Linked DNA regions of Mus musculus: region 1 is linked to region 2. The links are chromatin loops, found by intact Hi-C in ENCODE. Cell type or tissue: heart. All regions are shown on one strand. Each heading gives the region's core, and the rest is flanking DNA. Links, peaks and the distances in the headings are about the cores only.

Evidence for each region. Hi-C counts contacts between places; a loop is a spot of excess contacts. Peaks named below come from ENCODE experiments on the same cell type or tissue, not always from the same donor. Only the 100,000 strongest peaks of a DNase experiment are listed, where the experiment ranks them.
Region 1: a loop joins it to region 2, with 3.0 times the contacts of the local background. A loop is called at or near these places in 12 of 42 quality-filtered maps.

Annotation. Positions count from the first base shown.
Region 1 is chr3:98,357,464-98,367,670 of GRCm38, forward strand. No RefSeq gene overlaps it. Among named protein-coding and RNA genes, the nearest start is that of Gm31420, 12 kb to the left of the region's middle. In heart, for the core only: CTCF peaks have their summits at 5,465 (motif pointing right) and 5,670; no DNase peak of the experiment used is centred there.
Region 2 is chr3:98,422,706-98,432,912 of GRCm38, forward strand. Zfp697 (zinc finger protein 697) reads left to right here. Exons shown (of 3, transcript NM_172863.4): 2 at 2,518-2,795; 3 at 4,457-9,244. The coding sequence starts at 2,555. The coding sequence ends at 5,925. Among named protein-coding and RNA genes, the nearest start is that of Gm4450, 29 kb to the right of the region's middle. In heart, for the core only: no CTCF peak of the experiment used is centred there; a DNase peak (open chromatin) is centred at 5,036; H3K4me3 peaks cover 2,549 bases; H3K27ac peaks cover 997 bases; H3K27me3 peaks cover 1,434 bases.

The sequences.
Region 1 (10,207 bases), core at 1,447-9,446, 64 kb before region 2:
GACTTACACAGCATGTGGCCCAGGCTGGCCTTGAACTCACTCAATAGAGGAAGATGACCTCGGACTCCCTCTGGGTCCTCCTGCTCCCACCTCCCAAGTGCTGGAATCACCTTGCTTGGCTTAGGAAATGTTCTCATATAAATGTTTTAGTTTCTTATTGTCTGATTTTGAATTTTAAAAAGTCAGATTTATTACTATCATTGTTTTTGTATGATGCGTGTACAGGCACATGCCTCACAGCATGTGTGTTTATTGTGGGAAATACCAAAAGAATCGGCAAGTTCCCGTGCTTTTCCCAGCTACTCTCAGTCCTGCCAGGCTGGTCGGCTTGTTCTTATCTCATGGAGACTCTTTAACTCAGAGCTCCAAAATCTCTCCATCCAGCTCACTAAGTTCCTTCAGGAGGGTCGCTGCCATACCAACCCAGTGCTTCAAAACCCCATGACCTTTGTGGTGTACCTCAGGCAAACCCACTCTTTGCCGCTGTACTTTTCTCTCTTGAACCCACATGAGGCACCCTGTGAAGGAAATGCAACACAAACTTAGTTCAGAAACAATGATAACTCAATCTCTGGGCACAACAACTGAAATCCTAACTTATTAAATCCAAATCCTCTGGTGGCGAATCCTAAAGGATTCACCGTTGAAACTGGGAGACACTCGTCATTACATCTTGTCCTCATGCTATCCCTATCTAAAAAGAGGTCCTACTCTCTCCTGCTTCCTCTCTTCCTCCATCCAACCTGGAAGTCCCTCCTAATCGCCCAGTGATGGGCTTCTTTATTCATTAGGGGATAAGTTCACAAGAACTCACTTGAGTACTTGACTCACTCCTTGTCTGCAACACCTCCCAGGAGAGTGGAATTAGCATCAACATATAAACAGCACCAGGCCTATCCACAACATGTGTGTGCGGAGGTCAGAAGACAACTCTTTTTGGAATCAGTTTTCTCCTTCCACCCTCACTTGGGTTCCAGGGATTGAACGTGTGTGGTAAGCACCTTCTCCTTCTCCTCCTTCTCCTTCTCCTTCTCCTTCTCCTTCTCCTTCTCCTTCTCCTTCTCCTTCTCCTTCTCCTTCTCCTTCTCCTTCTCCTTCTCCTTCTCCTTCTCCTTCTCCTCCTCCTCCTCCTCCTCCTCCTCCTCCTCCTCCTCCTCCTCCTCCTCCTCCTCCTTCTCCTTCTCCTTCTCCTTCTCCTCTCTTTCTCCTTCTTCTCCTTCTCCTCCACCTCCTTTTCCTCCCCCTCCTTCTTCTTTTGTCTATCTGTCTGTCTGTCTGTCTGTCTGTAGCTCAGGCTGTCCTGGCACTCAACAAGTAGCCAAACTTAGACCTCAAACTCACAGCAATTCTCCTGCCTCAGTCTTCCAAGTGCTGGAATCTCAGACACATGCCCATCACACTCACTGGAAATGAATTATCTACAAGCCAGCTCTCTTACAAACACATTCAACTTCCCCAGAAAGAGAGAAGCCATTCACTCCTGTTAACTAGCCTTCTGCGGTTGCGACAGAACCCTAAGAAAATCAACGGGACTGAGGAAAGACTGACTTTGGCTCTTCCGTTCAGTCCACTGTCACTTGGCCCTGATGTTTCTGTACATAGGCTGGTGACTACGGTGGGAACACACTTACTTTATTGAGACTAGGTGACGTACACAGTGTGTGTGTGTGTGTGTGTGTGTGTGTGTGAGTGAGAGAGAGAGAGAGAGAGAGAGAGAGAGAGAATATCTCACCATTTTCCCCAAGGACACACCCTCATGACCTCCTTTCTACAGTGACCTCCTATCCACTCAAGTTTTCACCATTTCCCAATAGCACAGCTGTCTTAGTCAGGGTCTCTATTCCTGCACAAACATCATGATCAAGAAGCAAGTTGGGAAGGAAAGGGTTTATTTGGCTTATACTTCCACATTGCTGTTCATCACCAAGGAAGTCAGGACTGAAACTCAAGCACGTCAGGAAGCAGGAACTGAGCAGAGGCCATGAAGGGATGCGCTTTACTGGCTTGCTTCCCCTGGCTTGCTCAGCCTGCTCTCTTATAGAATCAAGACTACCAGCCCAGAGATGGTCCCACCCACAAGGGGACCTCCCCCCTTGATCACTAATTGAGAAAATGCCTTACAGCTGGATCTCATGGAGGCATTTCCTCAACTGAAGCTCCTTTCTCTGTGATAACTCCAGCTGTGTCAAGTTGACACAAAACTAGCCAGTACAACAGCCAAAGGGGATAAGGATTTTGACGCTACTTCATGGACTTTTAAGAGCCAAGTTGTAAGAGCATAGGAATCTTGATCTCGAGGACTTCTGTTGGTGACATTCAAGAAAAAAAAATTAAGCTGGGCGTGGTGGCACACGCCTTTAATCCCAGCACGTGGGAGGCAGAGGCAGGAGGATTTCTGAGTTCAAGGCCAGCCTGGTCTACAGAGTGAGTTCCAGGACAGCCAAGACTACATAGAGAAACCCTGTCTCAAAAAACCAAAAAAAAAAAAAAAAAAAAAAAAAAGGTTAGGATCCAGAACAATGCTTGATCTGAGAACAAAACTTACCTTTGTGTGTGTGTGTGTGTGTGTGTGTGTGTGTGGTGGGGGGGGGGGGGCTGGTGAGGAAGCTCAACAGGTTAAAGGCTTGTGGCCAAGGCCCACTGAATTCAATCCCCAGGACCCACGTGGAGAAAGGGAAGAACTGACGTCCCCAAGTTGTTCTCTGACCTTCACACAGGTGCTTGAGGCACATGCAGACCCACACACAGCAGAAATGTACTGAATTTAACAAAAATCCATGCAGTGGGAAGTCCCATGGTGGTCCTTTGCCTCGGAAGTCCGAGCCGGAAATAGCACAAATGACCGCCTGAAAGAACGGGTGAGTCTATCATGCACGTTTCTGATGGATTCCCATTCAGTGCTGAAAATACAAACCACAGCCCGATGCCATGACATGGATAATCTTCATACACAGGAAAACGAAGAATTACCTGGGCTGTCACTTATCTGAAGCTCAAGAACCGATAAGGCCGACCTATGGTGAGTCTCCGTGAAGAAGAAGAAGGTGAGCCTTGCGGGTGGCTCTCTGGGATAACGTTGAAGTTCTATTTCTTGATTTGGGGTTACCCAGACATTTGATTGGAAACCCCCCTGAACCTTGACCTATGTCAGGTCATTCCTATTTCAAGTGTGTGTCCTTGATAGCAGCTTTGTTTTCATAATAGCTTGGTGTGATTATGGTTTGTATGTCTCAAGATTTGCTAGGCAGTTTGTGTAATGATAGCCCCAGGTTGTGTTTGTAATAATAATCCCCATCGCCTGCCTTCACGCCCATAACAGCTCTTGGTTACGTTCCTGTGGTGTTTACTTCTCCAAGTAAGTCGGGAAATTTCCCAAGATGCGTAACTTCAGTTCTTTGGGTGTCTTTACGCTGAGATTCCTGGATGTTGCACCATAGCTTCACAGCTAACCAGAGATGCTGTTGCCGCTCTCCTTCTCTGCCCATGGGTATGTTTATCACCCCTAGTTACTGCCTTGCTTCTGTTGTTCTTCTCTGAACTCTCTGTGAGCCTTGGCCAAGGCATCCAGATGTCTCAGGAAGGGTGCCGGCAGATGTACCATATGAGTCCTTAGATACAATTCAGACCTTTTGCCACACCCTCACTTGTCAAGTCTCATGAGTGCTCTGAGTGTGACAGTGGAACATGTAAAGAGGAAGGAATAAATGATGGGCGTTCTGTTGGAACCCCTGACCCACTGAGAGTGTCAAATCCTAACCACTAGACTCAGGGGAGAGGTCCCTGGCCCTCTGTACTCCAGACTCGATCGCTCAGTTGATAATACCGATGTACTGTTCTCGATTCCTGGTCATTTCTGAAGAGACAAGTTGAGAGTCTCTCTTATCCTGTCTCTCTCAGGTTTCTCTATTAGATGGCTCTACATGCTCCTGAACCCTGATTACAGACAAGGTCTTGATCCTTTCAACCAGTGAGGCAATCAGCTCCTCCCAGTTTACCCAAGACCTCAGTAATTTGGAAATCAAGGTTCCATCCCTCTAGTTTCCCTTGGTCTTGGGCAAATCAGGAAGACTTGTCAGTCCCACAACTCAGCTTTTGGGTCTCAGGATAGAACCCCATTAGACATAACCGAGCATTTGCCTAGTTCTTGCAAATCTTCCAAGGCAGTTGGGAGGCTAATATGCCCACGGCGTATGCAAAGCCTTCAGAGGATAATACTGACTGATCATGTCTACATGCAAATCCCCTGGCTGGAGCCTGACAAGAACACTGAGAAACTGAGAGTTCAAAATAAACAAACATTGCCAGATACAGTGTTCAAGAGACTGAGACAGGAGGATTGTTGCAAGTTCAGGACCAACATGGGCTTCATATCCATTACTATCCCAGAAGGGGCTACAGAGCAAGCTCCTGTCTAAAAACAAGCAAGCAAACCTAGGCCCACACTTTACAGTTAGCGAAATCTTTCAGACCTAGTCCTTCTTGGTCAGGTATCTAGAAACCGACTAACATGTCCCACCAATCCCTGTCCACTGTCTTTCCAGATCAGCCCACTTGGTATAAAAGTCAGGCTTCCGGGGAAGTCAGTTGTGTGATGAAGGTCACCCTGTATGGTCATCAAAGCAGGAAGTAGACACCACTGCAGCCTGAGGGTTCTGGGTATTTATCAAGAATGGTTCCCATGCTAGGTGGAAGGCCCAGTGCTTTTAGAGTAAAGTCAAACAAAGAGAGTTCTTATCCTAATGGCCCAGAGGATGAAATACACAAGAATTTGAGCTGATAAAACACAGTTACCTGAGAGACTTGCCACTTAAGCAAAGCTAAAGAACAATGAAATAAATCCTGGCCAGCCCATTTGTCTGTGCTGGCTACTGTGCCAATATGCGGAAATAGTCCTCAAATGGGCTCCGGTGAAGAACAGCCTGAAGTGAAGGTGTTTTCACCAAGAATAAGATATATATGGTGGTGATATATGTGGTGGTGCATGCCTGTATCTCAGGAGTTAGAAAGCTGGTGCTGGAGGGCCACAAGTTCAAGGCCAGTCTGAAATACACAGCGGAGCCCTGTCTGAACAAATGGAGCTTCCAACAAGAAAAGGAGAGAGGGGGGAAGGAGAGAGAAAGAGAGAGAGAGAGAGAGAGAGAGAGAGAGAGAGAGAGAGAGAGGAAGAGAGGAAGAGAGGAAGAGAGGAAGAGAGGAAGAGAGCAAGAAAGAATCTACCAAAATACTGCTGTGTTAAATGTTCTCAAAGAAGCTTGAGTGGTGAGATCTGTGTTTACTTTTTGAGATGGAGTCTTGCTATGTAGTACAGGCTGGCCTCCAAATCAAGATATTTCTTTCATAGCTTCCCTGGTAGCTGGGATTGCAGGTGTGAACAACCATCTCTAGCTGAAACTAGATTTCTGAATATAGTAATGGTAGCTACAGCTAGAACTGATTACAGATAGAACTAGTAATTCCCCGTTATCTTCAGTAGGGGGCACCCTGTCACTACAATCCCCTTACACAGTTCCTATCCATAACCAGTGGTGGTGGTGGTTGGGGGGGGGGGGCAGGAATCAAACACATCTTCCCCCACTCCTACCCCCTGCTCCCCCAAGCCTTGAGGGAAAGAGATTGGATGACTGATACAGCTTCCTTTCTTCTCAACCCAGACCGGGACCTGCTTCTTGTTTATGACTGTAACCAAGGAATGTTTCTTTCCTTATATTGCTAGTAAATGGCACCTTTAAGAAATGCCCAAACTCTTGGTTCTGAAATCCATCTTAAGGGGATATTGCTATAGCCAGCAGGACAGAAAAAGGAGTGATAAGCATATATACACATCAGTATCAATTACAGCATTGTGGTGATGGGGTACGAGCCATTCAGAGAAGTGAAAGGAGTTGGCCAAAGTTACAGCGCTGTAAATGTGGTTGAAAGCCGGAGCCCAGGGGTGGTATTGGCCTCGATGGTGAAGGTCCTGCTAAACCATATTACCTGCAAAATAACTATTTCCATCCCCCTACGTTAGTGCCAAGCCAGAGGAGCTTCCATTGTAGTGGGCAGTGGTTCCTGCAGAGACTTTTATCTGGTCAAGGTGCTGAGAATAAAAGGCTGTTTAAACGGTGTTGAAACGTCAGGCCTGAAAGGGACACCATGTCACCTCCTCCAAGGCTCAGGGGAGCATAGAGAAAGAAGGAGCACAGGGAATAAGAGTGAGCAGAAGGTGAGGGGTGTTATGGGATGCTGTCTTCCAGGCTGTCACACTATTAAACTCAACACTTTATCTGTTCAGGATGTGTACAAGACTGGACCCACTGACATCTACCACGGAGTGGGGAGGGGTGTGCCAGTGCCCCTCTGTGAGCATTTATATAGATGGTTAATGATTGCTGGCAGGGAGAGACATTTTCTTCAGTGGTGTAGCCACTGGTAAAGAGCCCAGGCACCAGCAAATCCCTCACTCATGCTCTTGTAAACAATCTGAACTAAACTCATCCCGCTCCCCCACCCCCCACAAAACCATGAAGTAGAAGGACTGGGTGGGAAGAGGAGGGCGTACAAAAGAGGGTAACGGGAGAGAATGTGATAAAAATATGTGCATATATGAAAATATAACAATGAAACTCATTTTGTGCATAATTCTATATGTTAATAAAATCATTAAAATATTCAATTCCTGATTAAAAGAATTTTTCTTTTTGAGACAGGGCTTTACTACATAGCTCTGCTCTGCTGGTCTTGAAGTCACAAAGATTCATGTGCCTCTGCCTCTGGGGTCCTGGAAGTAAAGATGTGCCCCAGCAGGCCAGCTTTAATTCTGTTTTGTAGTAACTGCTTTGTAAATATTATTTCATTTACTCTTTTATTTGTTTGTTTGTTTATTTATTTAAGAGATACATTTATTTTCTCTCTTTCCTTAAATCTTTATTTCTTTTTTTACATTCTGAATATAGTAACCCCTACCTCCTGTCTGCCTCCCCATCTACTCCTCCCCCATTTCTCTTCAGAAAAAGGCTCACTTCATCTTTTATAGCAGAGGTTGACAAACTATGACTCAAATATGAAATTCAACGAGCTGATCTGGTCTGCAAATAAAGTTTTATTAGAACACAGCTCTGCTCGCTTGTTTACACACCGCTGATGCGCTTCCCCCTTCCTTGCACTGGCAGCAAACTCCGCCCTACAGAAAGGAAAATATCTACCTGGCCCATCCAGACAAGGCTGGCACATTGTGGCCCCAGACCCACGTGTGATGGACGCTGCCCACGTTTTACTTACGAAGAAACCAAAAGAGAAATTAAACAAGCTGCCCAAAGTCACTCAGCTAGTAAATGGCAGAGCTGGGATTGGGTTTGAAGTCTTCTCTCCTTTCCAAAGCCCTTGGTTCTCTTCCTGCTTGACTTGCACAACAGCCTCCAGAGTTGTCAAGCCCCTTCACAGGCCTGGGGTTAGCTCTGTTGTTCTTATTTATTACAATGAAATCAAATGGCCATGCATTATATTTAAGAACTGCATCATCTGATTGTTCTTCCTGATTCACCAACCTAGCCCATCTATGGTCAACCTGGTGCTTTCTCTATCTCCAAACACCTATCTCACGATTCCACTACTGAAGATAAATGCCCACTCTAGTCTTCAGAACCTGTCTTCTCCACAGTGACCCTGGGGCCTCCCAGAATTCTTTCCTTGTCTAATACAAAGTGCCACCAACTACACACCGCTTCGGCTCTTCTAACATGCTTGTCTTACTTGCTACATGTTTTCTGATATTTCATATCAGCTGTGAAATCCCTGCTACAGAGGGCTGTACACACCCATATTGTACACCAGTAGGCTTCGGCATCTTGTGATGATCACCTGAGGTTACCAACCCTCTCTGGCCTCCACTGCCCTCACAGAAGAGAAAATAGGTGTGGGACTGCATTCTGCCCTGCTGCTGGGCATGGCCACTGGGAAGGTAAAACACAGGGAGCTTGACTGAACTTATCCCAAGCCTCCGTTGGGTGCTGGGCTTCAGGGAAGCACCAAGCACCGCTCTGGGGTGGGAGAACACAGGCCAAAATTAGGGTTCCCTGACCCCCGGACATCTAGTTGCCGCTAGAATGCTGCACAGAGGAGTCAGGAATGAAGGGTCAGGGCTCCATGGGCCCTCGACGAGGCAGTTGGGGGCCTACAGCAACGAGCCTGGGGTCAAGGAAGTGAGAACTCCAGTTTAGCTCACTGTCAAAGGTAGTGGTGATTGCCTGGAAAGGCAGAGAGGCCTTCTATGGGAGACTTAGGCAGCACCTCTGTCCCGAAGGCTTTCTCCGTGATTCCCCATGGTGTTTTTTGTTTTTGTTTTTTGTTTTTTTTTTTTTGGTTTTTTTTTTTTTTTTTTTTTTGGTTTTTTTTTTTGGTTTTTCGATACAGGGTTTCTCTGTATAGCCCTGGCTGTCCTGGAACTCACTTTGTAGACCAGGCTGGTCTCGAACTCAGAAATCCACCTGCCTCTGCCTCCCGAGTGCTGGGATTAAAGGCGTGTGCCACCACGCCCGGCTCCTATGGTGGTTTTGGTGCAAGAGACAGTCCTTGGCTCCAAACAGTTGATTAGTTGTTTATCATGGAAAATGGATGCACACTAACTTCTCAGGGTGCACCAGAGAGTAAATACTTTTTGCAGAGAGGAGTGTCTGAGAAGGGGAGCTCATTGGCTGAACCCTCAGGGCCTCTAGGTACCTCATGAGCATGGAGAACTCTGTTCTGTGCCTATGTGACCACAGGCCATGTTTCCTTATGTGGGAAGTGTGGTGTGTGTTGCAGGCCAGGAATCTGGCAGGGAGCAAGCAGGGAGGTGCTTACCCAGTTTCCAGGAACTCAGACCCACTCTACCTTACCAAGTTTCCTGGCAAGGTCTGTTGTCCCACAGTAGGAACTGCTGGATTTGATGGTGGTGAGAACAAACTAGGCAGTAAATTCGTGAGAGGCTCAAGAGAGTTTAAACGGGGGTGAATATGATAAAACGTTTGAATATATGAAAATGCCATAATGAAATAAATTTTGTGTATAATTTAGATATGTTAGCAAAATCATGAAGATGTTGCAATGCCTATTTAAAACTTTTTTTTTTTTTTTTTTTTTTTTTTTGAGACAGAGTCTCAATATGTATCCCTGCCTGGCCTGGGACTCATTACATAGACTAGGTTAACGTTAAAAATCACAGAAATTCATCTGCCTCTGCCCCTGCCCCTGCCCCTGCCTCTCTGTCTCTGCCTCTCTGCCTCTGCCTCTGTGGTCCTGGATCGATTTATTTAACTTTAACTTTTAGCTGAGGCTGTAGAACATATGAAGCCCTCCATAGTTATTCAACACTATTTTCCCCAGACTAGACATTAAGGGAAGGTGGATTTGGACCCCACCCAGCTATGCTTGTGCATCAACCCTCTTGCCCGGCCATGCCATCAGACAATGTGACTACAACCAGGAGAGTCGATAATGAATGCCTTGCCCACAGCACCTGCACTTTAATGGAGACTTGGGAAACTCAAAGCCAGGCATCTCAGCTCCTCCCCATTCTTTCCAAATACTCCTGATGGTAGGTAGATATAGGATTCCAAGCTGGAGACAGAGTTAGGAAATATCACACAGCCAGGTCTGCTAGAGAAGTGCCCCAGGGTTTCTTGAGTAAGCTTAGTTGATAGCACCACCACCTGCCGCCTAGTAGCCAGCCCAGGACTTCTGGTTTCCCAGAGGTGCCACGTGAGCCTGGCCCTCTTACTCTTTTCTTTTAGTTTTCAAAAACTCAATCAATCAAATAAAAAATAACAAAACAAAACAACCAAAAAAAAAAAAGAGAGAGAGAGAGAGAGAGGGAAAAAACAAAAATCAACCCTAATTTATCACACACTAAGACACAGTTAAGTAAAACACTGAAGTCCAAGGACTCTCAACAGTTCAGTCTGGGGATGAGGATAGTAAACTGTGGTGTCAGGGTACTGGTCCTAGTCAATTGCTTTTGTAAATAAAACTTTATTGGAACATAATCATGTTGATTTATTTTCTTATTGTCTTCTCTTCTTCTGCCCTATACTGTCAGAATGGAGAAGCCAGCAAGGACTGTATGAGCACATAAGTCTAAAATGTTTACTATTTGGCTCTTAACAGACAAAGGTTGTCGCCTCCAGGTCCCCAGTTCATCACTGGGATTCACTAAAGGTTAAAGGCCACGATGCATTTCCATCATCCCAAG
Region 2 (10,207 bases), core at 662-8,661:
GATAGGGGAGGGAAAGCTCCTTGCCAAGGATGGGACATCCTTGCTCACCATACTTTTCTTTGCTCTTTCTATTTTAGCACGTTCTGTTTTTGAGACAGGGTCTCTCCTGTAGTGCAGCTGCTCTCTGACACACTGTTTGAGATTCTGCTCCTCCTGCCTCCACCTCCTAAGTGCTGGGATCCCAATTACACGTGAGCACATGTGGTTCTGTACGGTGCCTGGGACTCAACTCAGGGTTTACACACCAGGCAAGTACCCTATCAAGATGTATCTGCGCTGCATCTCCAGCCACTACTGCCTCCCCCCCCCCTTCTTCCCATGCACGGGAGCAAGTCTACAGCCTTATTCCTGCAGTCCTCTCTGGGGATTGCTTAGACAGCGGTATCCTTCAAACCACAGACCAAGATCCTTGACCTCGATGTGCCTTTCCTTCCTTGAGCTAAGCTGCAAGCATGATGGATGGCAGAAACTAATTATTTTGGCTCAGTTTCCCAGTGTTGACAGGGCATGCTTTGCATTTGAGATGCAAACTGGACATCCACAGAGGGCTTCAGAATCTGATGCTGTTGGGCTTCTTCTTCTTCTTCTTCTTCTTCTTCTTCTTCTTCTTCTTCTTCTTCTTCTTCTTCTTCTTCTTCTTCTTCTTTTCTTCCTCCTTCTCCTCCTTCTCCTCCTCCTCCTCCTCCTTCCCCTCCTTCTCCCCTTTCTCCCCCTTCTCCTCCTTCTTTGCAGGAGGACTACCAGTAGTCCCTGATACATGTTCCTTTTCACGTTCATCTATAACTGACATACCACACTGAATGAAGTTCAGACTGTGAATGTGGCTTGTAGCACAGCAGGCTCTAGCATCTGGCTCTTGCTTTCAACAAGCCTGCCACAGTTTCTATCATCTTGGCTTTCTTCTAAAAATACAGCAGAGCCTTGCCACAAAGCCAGGCTGAGTGTGCCTTGGAAGACAGTAGTCCTAGGTAGGAAGTTGCCATATTGATGTTTGTTATTCTTGTGTACTTTCCCTCTGGCCCCATAAAGGGGCTCCACTAATTAGCTAAATAATTGTAAGAATGTTTCAGGCTTATGGAGGGCAGGCTTCCCAAAATGGAGGAAGCAAAGGATAGCAAAAATGGCTTCCTGTCTACACTAGAAGTTTCATGGACTAGAGAGAATTGTATTAGGGCTTGTATTAGTCAGGGTTCTCTAGAGTCACAGAATTTATGGGTCATCTCTGTATAGTAAGGGAATTTGTTGATGATTTAGAGTCTGTAGTTCAACTCCCAACAATGGTCAGCAGCAGCTGTGAATGGAAGTCCAAGGATCTAGCAGTTGCTCAGTCCCACATGGCAAGCAGGTGGAGAAGAGAGAGAGTAAGTCTTCCTTCTTCCAATGGCCTTGTGTAGGTCTCCAGCAGAAGATGTGGCTCAGATTAAAGGTGTGTGCCACCAGGCCTTTAATCCCACATGACCCTGAACTTCGAGGTCTCCCTGTCTTAATCTTCTGGAATTCATAGCCACTATGTCTCAAGATCTCCATGCCAGGATCCAGATCAGAAACTTGTATTTCCCAGCCTCTAGATTAGGATCACTGGTGAGCCTTCCAATTTTAAATTGTAGTTCATTCCAGAAATAGTCAAGTTGACAACCAGGAATAGCCACTACAGGGCTTTTCTTCTTTCTTTTTCAGTTTAAGGATTTATTTTATTTTATTTTATTTTATTTTTTTCCATCCATGGAAGTGTTTTATTTTCTCTTCTGGAGACAGTGTTTAGAGGTATCCAGAGTGGTCTAGGGTTTAACACTCCATGGTAGCCTTTTCAACTCCCAAGCCACTGGCAAGAGAATTGCTGACGTTTTATATCAAGAAGGTTGAAAACATCAAACTCCACATTCAGTGTGTGGCCAGGTGGACATGGCCTGTGGTGGTTCCATGTGTGCTAAATGTGTCAGTGGCAAGCACAGAGTCAGGAAGCTAAATAAACACGGATTCTCTAAACAGTTCAAAGAAAAATGTCATAGTCCTAGAATCTCAGACACTCAGGGGACGGATGCAGAAGACAGAAAGTTCAAGATCTATCTGGGCTACAGAATGAGTTCAAGGCCAGCTTGGGTAACTTAGAAGGTCTTGTTCCAAAATAATAACTAAGTAGCTGTAGATATAACTCAGTCGCAGAGTGCTTCTGGCCCTAGGTTCAATCCCCCTGTACTACGGATTAAAGTGAAAGTGAAACAAACAAACAGAAGCAATGTTGACATCCATGTCAAGTCATAAATGTACACTCAGACATTTACTTCGTAGACTGAACTGAGTGCTGGCATGTGGTCTCAGTGTGTGGCCATTGTCCCTCCCCTACCCAGATGTTTTACTTTACACAGTTGTTTATCCGAGGTGTGCGTGTGGTAGAGAGTTGACTCGCTGTTGGCATATGCAGCGTGTTTTATTGGACGGATAAATCAAGACCACACGGAGTAAAAGCTTGAATGCAGGTTGATAGAACCTTTCCCTCTCTGTGTTTTGTCTGAGCAGGGACTCTTGCTTACCTTCTTTGCCCTTCTCTTGCTGGATGGAACAGGAAGATAATCAGGGTGTGTGTGAATACCAGACTTCTGAAGACAGAGGCATGGATTCTGACTTGGAGAACTCTGAGGACCGAGAAGGGGACCCAGAAGAAAGAGGAATGGGCTCTAATCCATGGGACACAGAAGATAGAGGCCACCTGGAGCAGGAAGTGGACTCCAACCCACAGGATGATGATCTAAGAGGGGACTCACGAGAGAGGGACATAGCGTCCACTGTCTGTTCAGGTGAGAAGAATGAGTATCCTCTGAGGTGGCAGAACTCACATTTACATTGGATTCCACTGGCATACAACCAGGGCCAGCATCCTGGGGACCTAGGGGTGGGCTCTCCAAAAGTTGGTGCCATGAGTATTCATTCCTTTATACCATCTGCCACTGAGGCCACACTGGTAAGTATGAATAAAGGCCACTCCTAGGTGCTGCTCCTTGCTACAGATGATCACTTGTGACAACACTACAGTGGAATCGCAGCCAATACTGGGGCCTATCTCATAGATGCTGGGGGAGTACCATGATGTGTTGGATTTAAACAGTGACTTTGGACCCCAGAGAGATGGCTCAGTGGTTAGGAATGCTTACTACTCTTGCAGAAGACCTGAGTTCAGTTCTAAGCACCCATATCATTCTGCTCATAACTACCTGGAATCAGTTCCAGGGCATCCAAAGTCCTCATCTCTGCAGGTACCTGCATGTACTTGGCACACATAAACTCACGTTCATACATAATAGATGAATTTATATATGTATACACACATACACATATATTTTAAAGAGTGACTTAGCACAGTGCTGGGTGAAGTACATTGATATTTCTAGTTAAATCATCATTTCCTTCTCTAGAAGCAAATTTGGTGGTTAAGTGACCTACCTATGTCCATGAGGCTGATTACCCAAGTGCCCAAGTTCCTGGTTACCACTCTTGCTATTTCTGACCTGAAAGCAAGTTCTGGGTCTCTAGCCACTTCCCCTACCCTCGTGACCTCTCCCCCACTGAACAGAGATGGAGAGTAGAAGAGGGGGGGGGGTCCATTCTGTAGGTTCTGGGTATCAAAATTAAATTATAAAGCATGCGCGTCAGTGTAGCCCAGTGGTTCACAACCTGTGGGTCCTGACCCCTTTGTGGGCGTCTAATGACCCTTTCACAGGGGTTGGCCTGAGACCCTTGGAAAACACAGGTAATTACATTACAAGTCATAACAGAAGCATAATTACAATTATGAAGTAGCAAGGGAAGCAATTTTAGGGTTGGAGGTCACTACAGCATGAGAAATTATATATTAAAGGGTCGCAGCATCAGGAAGGTTGAGAACCAGTGCTATAGAGATGAGCTCTTTTGATTTTTTTTTTCTTAAGACTTGACTGCTTTTTGAGCACAAACTTGGTAGATGACAACACTGTTGCAATGTCAAAGGTTGGACATGCTTGCACGTTGTTCCCAGACTGACCAAATGGTTTTGTTGTTGTTGTTTTGTTTTAGAATCTGTCTGGGACCTGATGAGTCCTACTGGTCTCATACTTTCTGTGATTAACATGACTTGTGTTTTGAGGCTCTAGCTTTAGAAAGTATGGTTGAGAATCCCCCCTCCCACCCCCGCCTCGTTTTTTTCTTCTGGAAACATATTCCCATCTGGTACAAACCTAGCCATTCGCAGGCTTCAGGTGATTCAGCTGAGCAGAAGCTGGGGTGTCTAGTAGGCGGTGTCTGCCAGGAGAGTTGGCAGTGGGGCAGAGTGCATTATCCTTTAGTCTTAGCAGGAGGAAACTGGTAGGGAAGAGGCCGAGTAAAAAGTAGGGGTAAGGGGGCTGGGGGAGGGGCATTACTCCTTTGGCTCACCCTCCTGGCACATCAGGTCTAGTTGACCCCATTGCCAACTTGTCTGTTGCAGAGGGGCGGCTGAGTGAGGAAGAAAGGGCTATCCTCCGTGAGGAAGAGGACGACCAGCCTGGTGTGGCTGACATGGCTCTGTTCCCAGGACTGTCAGAATCTGACAGCATATCCCGGAGTCCGCGGGGAGAGGAAGATGAAGAGGAGGAAGACGAAGAAGAGGAAAGCGCTGGGGAGAACCGCTTGATAGAGGAGGAAGATCCATTGCCTACTCCCGTGCTTCCTTGGAGGCGTCACCTCTCCCTGGGCGGTCGACACCGGGGTGACAAGCCTGCTCACCGCCGCTTCCACCGGCTCCATCACCCCATGGCCATGGACCTCGGGGAACTAGACAGCCTGATGGCCAGTATCATGGACGCGCCCACCATCTGCCCAGACTGCGGGGAGAGCTTTAGCCCGGGCGCCGCATTCCTGCAGCACCAGCGCATCCACCGCCTGGCAGAGGCCGCCGCCGTGGCCAGCTTGGAGCCCTTCGGTTTGGCCGGCGAGTGCGGAGGAGTGGTGGGGATGATGGGCATGGGTATGGGCGTGGGCATGGGCGTGGCCGGCGGCTTCGGGGCGGGGCCCACGCTGGCCCGGCCCCCTCGCGAAAAGCCCTTCCGCTGCGGGGAGTGCGGCAAAGGCTTCAGCCGCAACACCTACCTGACCAACCACCTGCGGCTGCACACGGGCGAGCGGCCCAACCTGTGCGCCGACTGCGGCAAGAGCTTCAGCTGGCGCGCCGACCTGCTCAAGCACCGGCGCCTGCACACGGGCGAGAAGCCCTACCCGTGCCCGGAGTGCGGCGAAGCCTTCAGCCTCAGCTCGCACTTGCTCAGCCACCGGCGCGCGCACGCGGCGGCGGGCGGCGGCGCGGGCTCGGCGGGCTCGGCGGCGGCGCTGCGGCCCTTCGCATGCGGGGAGTGCGGCAAGGGGTTCGTGCGCCGCTCGCATCTGGCCAATCACCAGCGCATCCACACCGGCGAGAAGCCGCACGGCTGCGGCGAGTGCGGCAAGCGCTTCAGCTGGCGCTCGGACCTGGTGAAGCACCAGCGCGTGCACACGGGCGAGAAGCCCTACATGTGCTCCGAGTGCGGCGAGACCTTCAGCGTGAGCTCGCACCTCTTCACGCACAAGCGCACGCACTCGGGCGAGCGGCCCTACGTGTGCCGGGAGTGTGGCAAGGGCTTCGGCCGCAACTCGCACCTCGTCAACCACCTGCGCGTGCACACCGGCGAGAAGCCCTTCGGCTGCGGCCAGTGCGAGAAGCGCTTCAGCGACTTCTCCACGCTCACGCAGCACCAGCGCACGCACACCGGCGAGAAGCCCTACACATGTCTCGAGTGCGGCAAGAGCTTCATCCAGAGCTCCCACCTCATCCGCCACCGGCGCATCCACACCGGCAACAAGCCTCACAAATGCGCGGGCTGTGGCAAGGGCTTCCGCTACAAGACGCACCTTGCACAGCACCAGAAGTTGCACTTGTGTTAGGGAGGGCATCCGAATGAGGCGGCGGTGGGAGTCGTCTGGCTACTGATCTGTAGATGTTGGGGAAGGGGCAGGAGGGACAGTCTGAGAGTGTCTGGGGGAGCCTTTTGGTGTTTGCCACCCCACCCCCCAGGAGATGGTTAATAAGAGTTGTTACTTCGAGGTGCCTACCTCCACCTTCAAAGTAACTCTTAGAAGATGTGCTTGACTTGATAGCTTACTTAAATACACACTGCGAAGAGTGAAAAGCTTGGAAAAGCAGAGTTGGGAGGACCCCGAGGAAAGGCATTTGGGGCTGTGTAGAGAGGCTTGGACTGTGTGAGAACTGAGATAGGTGATTTGTTTAGAGTTACAGGCGTACAACAAAAAGCGGGTAGAAATAAGAATGTCACACTCCCGGGGCATGGTAAGCCTGAGTTTGCCCTAACACCTCACTTATCAGCTCTATTACGACCCTTCTCATCCCTATAGAAGAGGTTGCTAAGTATCCACTTCCCTTTCTATGAGCCCCAGCTGCTATTTTGAGACATCCTGGGGAAATCGAGCAGAAAAACTGCACAGTTATGTCAAAGGGCAAAAGTTTAGAAATCCACATACATTGGTTCTTAGATCTCTTAGGAAATCCTGCACCGGTTTCTTCGCTAATTCTTGAAACTGCTCAAGCTTCATGTAGGGTCAGGGGTGCCTAGGGATGGCCCCATCTGCTATGTAAATTAGGACTTGCCTGCCAGGTCTCAGCTGTCAGTGGAGAGTAGGTTTCAGGAAACCGGTAGACTGTCAGCAGCTGCCTCAGAAACTGTTCACAAAAGTCAACTAGCTGGCTCAGTTTTGCTGGCTTTGTGTAGATTTGTGTAGAGCAGGAAAGCCAAGTTCACAGGTTGGGGTGCCTTCATTTGCATGCGTGTGCCCTGACCCCAAGAACCCCCAAATTACTCACAAATTAATGAGAGATGTGATCCAAACAGGATTTTCGTCCCTGCCCCATCCCCGACCCCCCACCTCCGACCCCCATATATAAGAGGCACACATGTCCACGTGGAGGGCACAGTCAGGGAGAGTTGGAAATGCAAAATTGCCAAATAGCACAAACAGTGAATGTTTTCCAGTTATACGAGATGCCAAAATAGCACTTTTGTATTTAACAGAGTGCTTTATGCTTTTTAATGACTGTTAGTGTTTCTCACATGCCTGTGAGATACATCAGCATTGCAAACTGTGACTGGGGAAAGTCTGGGGGAGGAGTGTGGTAAGCCTTTCAGAGAAAGGCCCAGGGCAATGAATGGTGGAGCCTGCCCTTTTGTGTTCCAAGCTCGGTTGCGAGGATGACTTACGTGCTCTGATTTATATCATAAAGCAAGAAGACTGAGCATTCTTACACTTGATGGAAAAATTAAAGCCTAGAAGGACCAAAGATGTCCTTATTGACAAAGCTGGCCTTTGTCACCTGATTCCAGTATTCTCACTGTCTTCTATTTCTAGTAGGGAGCTGGAGTCAAATAACTTGTATAGATTTTGGTTACCTACCCTTAAGTTCCCTCCCGTAGATTAGCCTTTAGAAGTCAGTGTGGTGGCCGGCAGTGAAGTTTTCTTCACTAACATTTATTACCCTAGATTATTCATGGGAATCTGGAACTGTTGGACACAGTTGAAAGTGTGGTGGGGAAACCATACAATTGTTTTTACAGTTTTAGCCAAGTTTCTGTGAATGCTAGAGATTTATACTTGATTATTTGTATTTTCATAATGAGCTTCTTTGGGGACTCTAAAGAAGCATTTTTGTTTTTTTTATTTTTTATTTTTTTATTTTTCATTCTAGGGACACTAAAAAAGAAATCTGGGGAACATCCGGGCTTTTGTATATTACCTGCTGATCTTGTACACTTAATCTGTTTACTGTTGTTCACAGATGAAAACAGATACGCTAGGGCTAGTTTTGAAAAACACTAATTCTCTTCAGTCTTCTTTAGTGAAGACTTACACTTGCAAAGTCTGTGCCGCCTATTCTGACTCATGCTGTCTAGGTGCCCAGTGTATGAGAGCCACTTAAAACAACGCAGCCAATTTGTAAGCAGTCTTCATTCTCCCTCTCTCCCTCCCCTCCCCCTCTCTGTTTTTCTCTCTCCAAGGATTCTTTCCATAGCCCTGGCTGTCCTGAAACTCATCCTGTAGAGCAGGCTGGCCTTGAACTCACAGAGCTCCACCTGCCCCTGCCTCTGATCCAGAGTGCTGGGGTTACAGGTGACCCCAACCATAACCAGTTCATTTTTTTCCTTTTTTTTTTTTGAAATGCACATCTACCTCTTCCCTGTTTTAAGTTCTCTCAAGAGTTTGCCAATGAAATGTAATCCAACTTTTGATTCTTCATATATATTTTTAACCACTTTATGGGCTTTTTGTTTTGCTTTGGCCCTTTGCTGCCATTATTACACACAGGAGAGCCATTATCAAATGTTTTACAGAACAGCAGCGTTAGAGAGTGGGTTTGGTGGGTTGTGGATAACCAAGATGGCGTGAAGTAATGGCAGTAGAAACCCATGGACTTCTCTTGTTCTTTCTATCGCTGTGGATAAGAGAATCAGCTACTGTGTTATTCCTTATCTGAGCCAAACCCCTTAGCAGAAGAAACTGTCCAGCCACACCGAGTGCTCGAATGGTGTATTTACAATGTGATTCTAGTCTCTTCTTCAGGGAACATGCCTGCATTACATGAAATTCCATGCGCCCAGCTGGTTATTTCTTGTCTTCCATCTTAGAAGAATTGTGTTTCTTCAGGATACTCTTGTACCTGTGGTTCATGCTTGAAATGTTAAAGATTCCTTAATCCAACTTATACCGGGTTGGAGGCACTTGTACTATTTATTTCCTGGGAAATTTTGGTCAAAAGCCAGCTTCTTTTGCTGTCTTTAATAAGAAAAACTTGAAGTTTAGGAGCTTAAAAGACTTAGCCTGAGGCAGAAGGAGGTGAGCACTTAATCCTTTGAGCCATGCGGTCTCTTTTACAGTCTAGAAACTGTACATATATGTGAAAAGGAAAAAAAACCCTATATATATATATTATATATAAAACAATGTTCATAGACAATCTGAACTATGTTTCTGATGTGTGCACACTTTCCATTTTAGTGCTATTTTACATCTGTTCGTTAAAGTATTAAGTAATTTAATGACCCCAAGAGTACCAGATTCTGTGAGTGTGGTTGTATACGTAAGAACTGCCCTGTTTGGAGGTTATTTTATTTAATGGTGGTTCCTTGGACAGCATCCTGGCATCCAGCAACCAATATGAGCTATTTGTCATTAAATCCCTACCAGTCTTTTATCATATCCTCCTTCTTTATTATGTGTCATACACTTGACTCTCTGTAAGTGAAATTTTACTGGAATGCAGTTTCACCTACACTGTCCACACAAACTGACTGCGGAGACGTTCATGCACAGTTGAATAATTGTGACAGAAATCACAAGGACCATAATCCTAAAATATTTCCTATCACACTTTTAAAAGTACAATCTAGAGGGGGTGCAGTTGGCATGGTACAAGAGGCTGCTAAGGGATGAATGCCAGTGTGAGACTAGCCTGGTCTAAGTAGTAAGACACTGATTCAAAACCACTGATTCGCTTAATCAGTATATGTATGTATGCACACATGTATGTCCTAGCTTAATTAGTACATGTATGTATGCACACATGTATGTCCTAGCTTAATCAGTATATGTATGTATGCACACATGTATGTCCTAGCTTAATCAGTACATGTATGTGTGCACACATGTATGTCCTAGCTTAATCAGTATATGTATGTATGCACACATGTATGTCCTAGCTTGCTTTCTGTGTTTGTGATAAACACCATGCCCAGGCCAAACACAACGTGGGGAGGAGAGGTTTAATCAGTATATGTATGTATGCACACATGTATGTCCTAGCTTAATCAGTACATGTATGTGTGCACACATGTATGTCCTAGCTTAATCAGTATATGTATGTATGCACACATGTATGTCCTAGCTTAATCAGTATATGTATGTATGCACACATGTATGTCCTAGCTTAATCAGTATATGTATGTATGCACACATGTATGTCCTAGCTTAATCAGTACATGTATGTATGCACACATGTATGTCCTAGCTTAATCAGTACATGTATGTATGCACACATGTATGTCCTAGCTTAATGTATGTCCTAGCTTAATCAGTACATGTATGTATGCACACATGTATGTCCTAGCTTAATCAGTACATGTTTGTATGCACACATGTATGTCCTAGCTCGCTTTCTGTG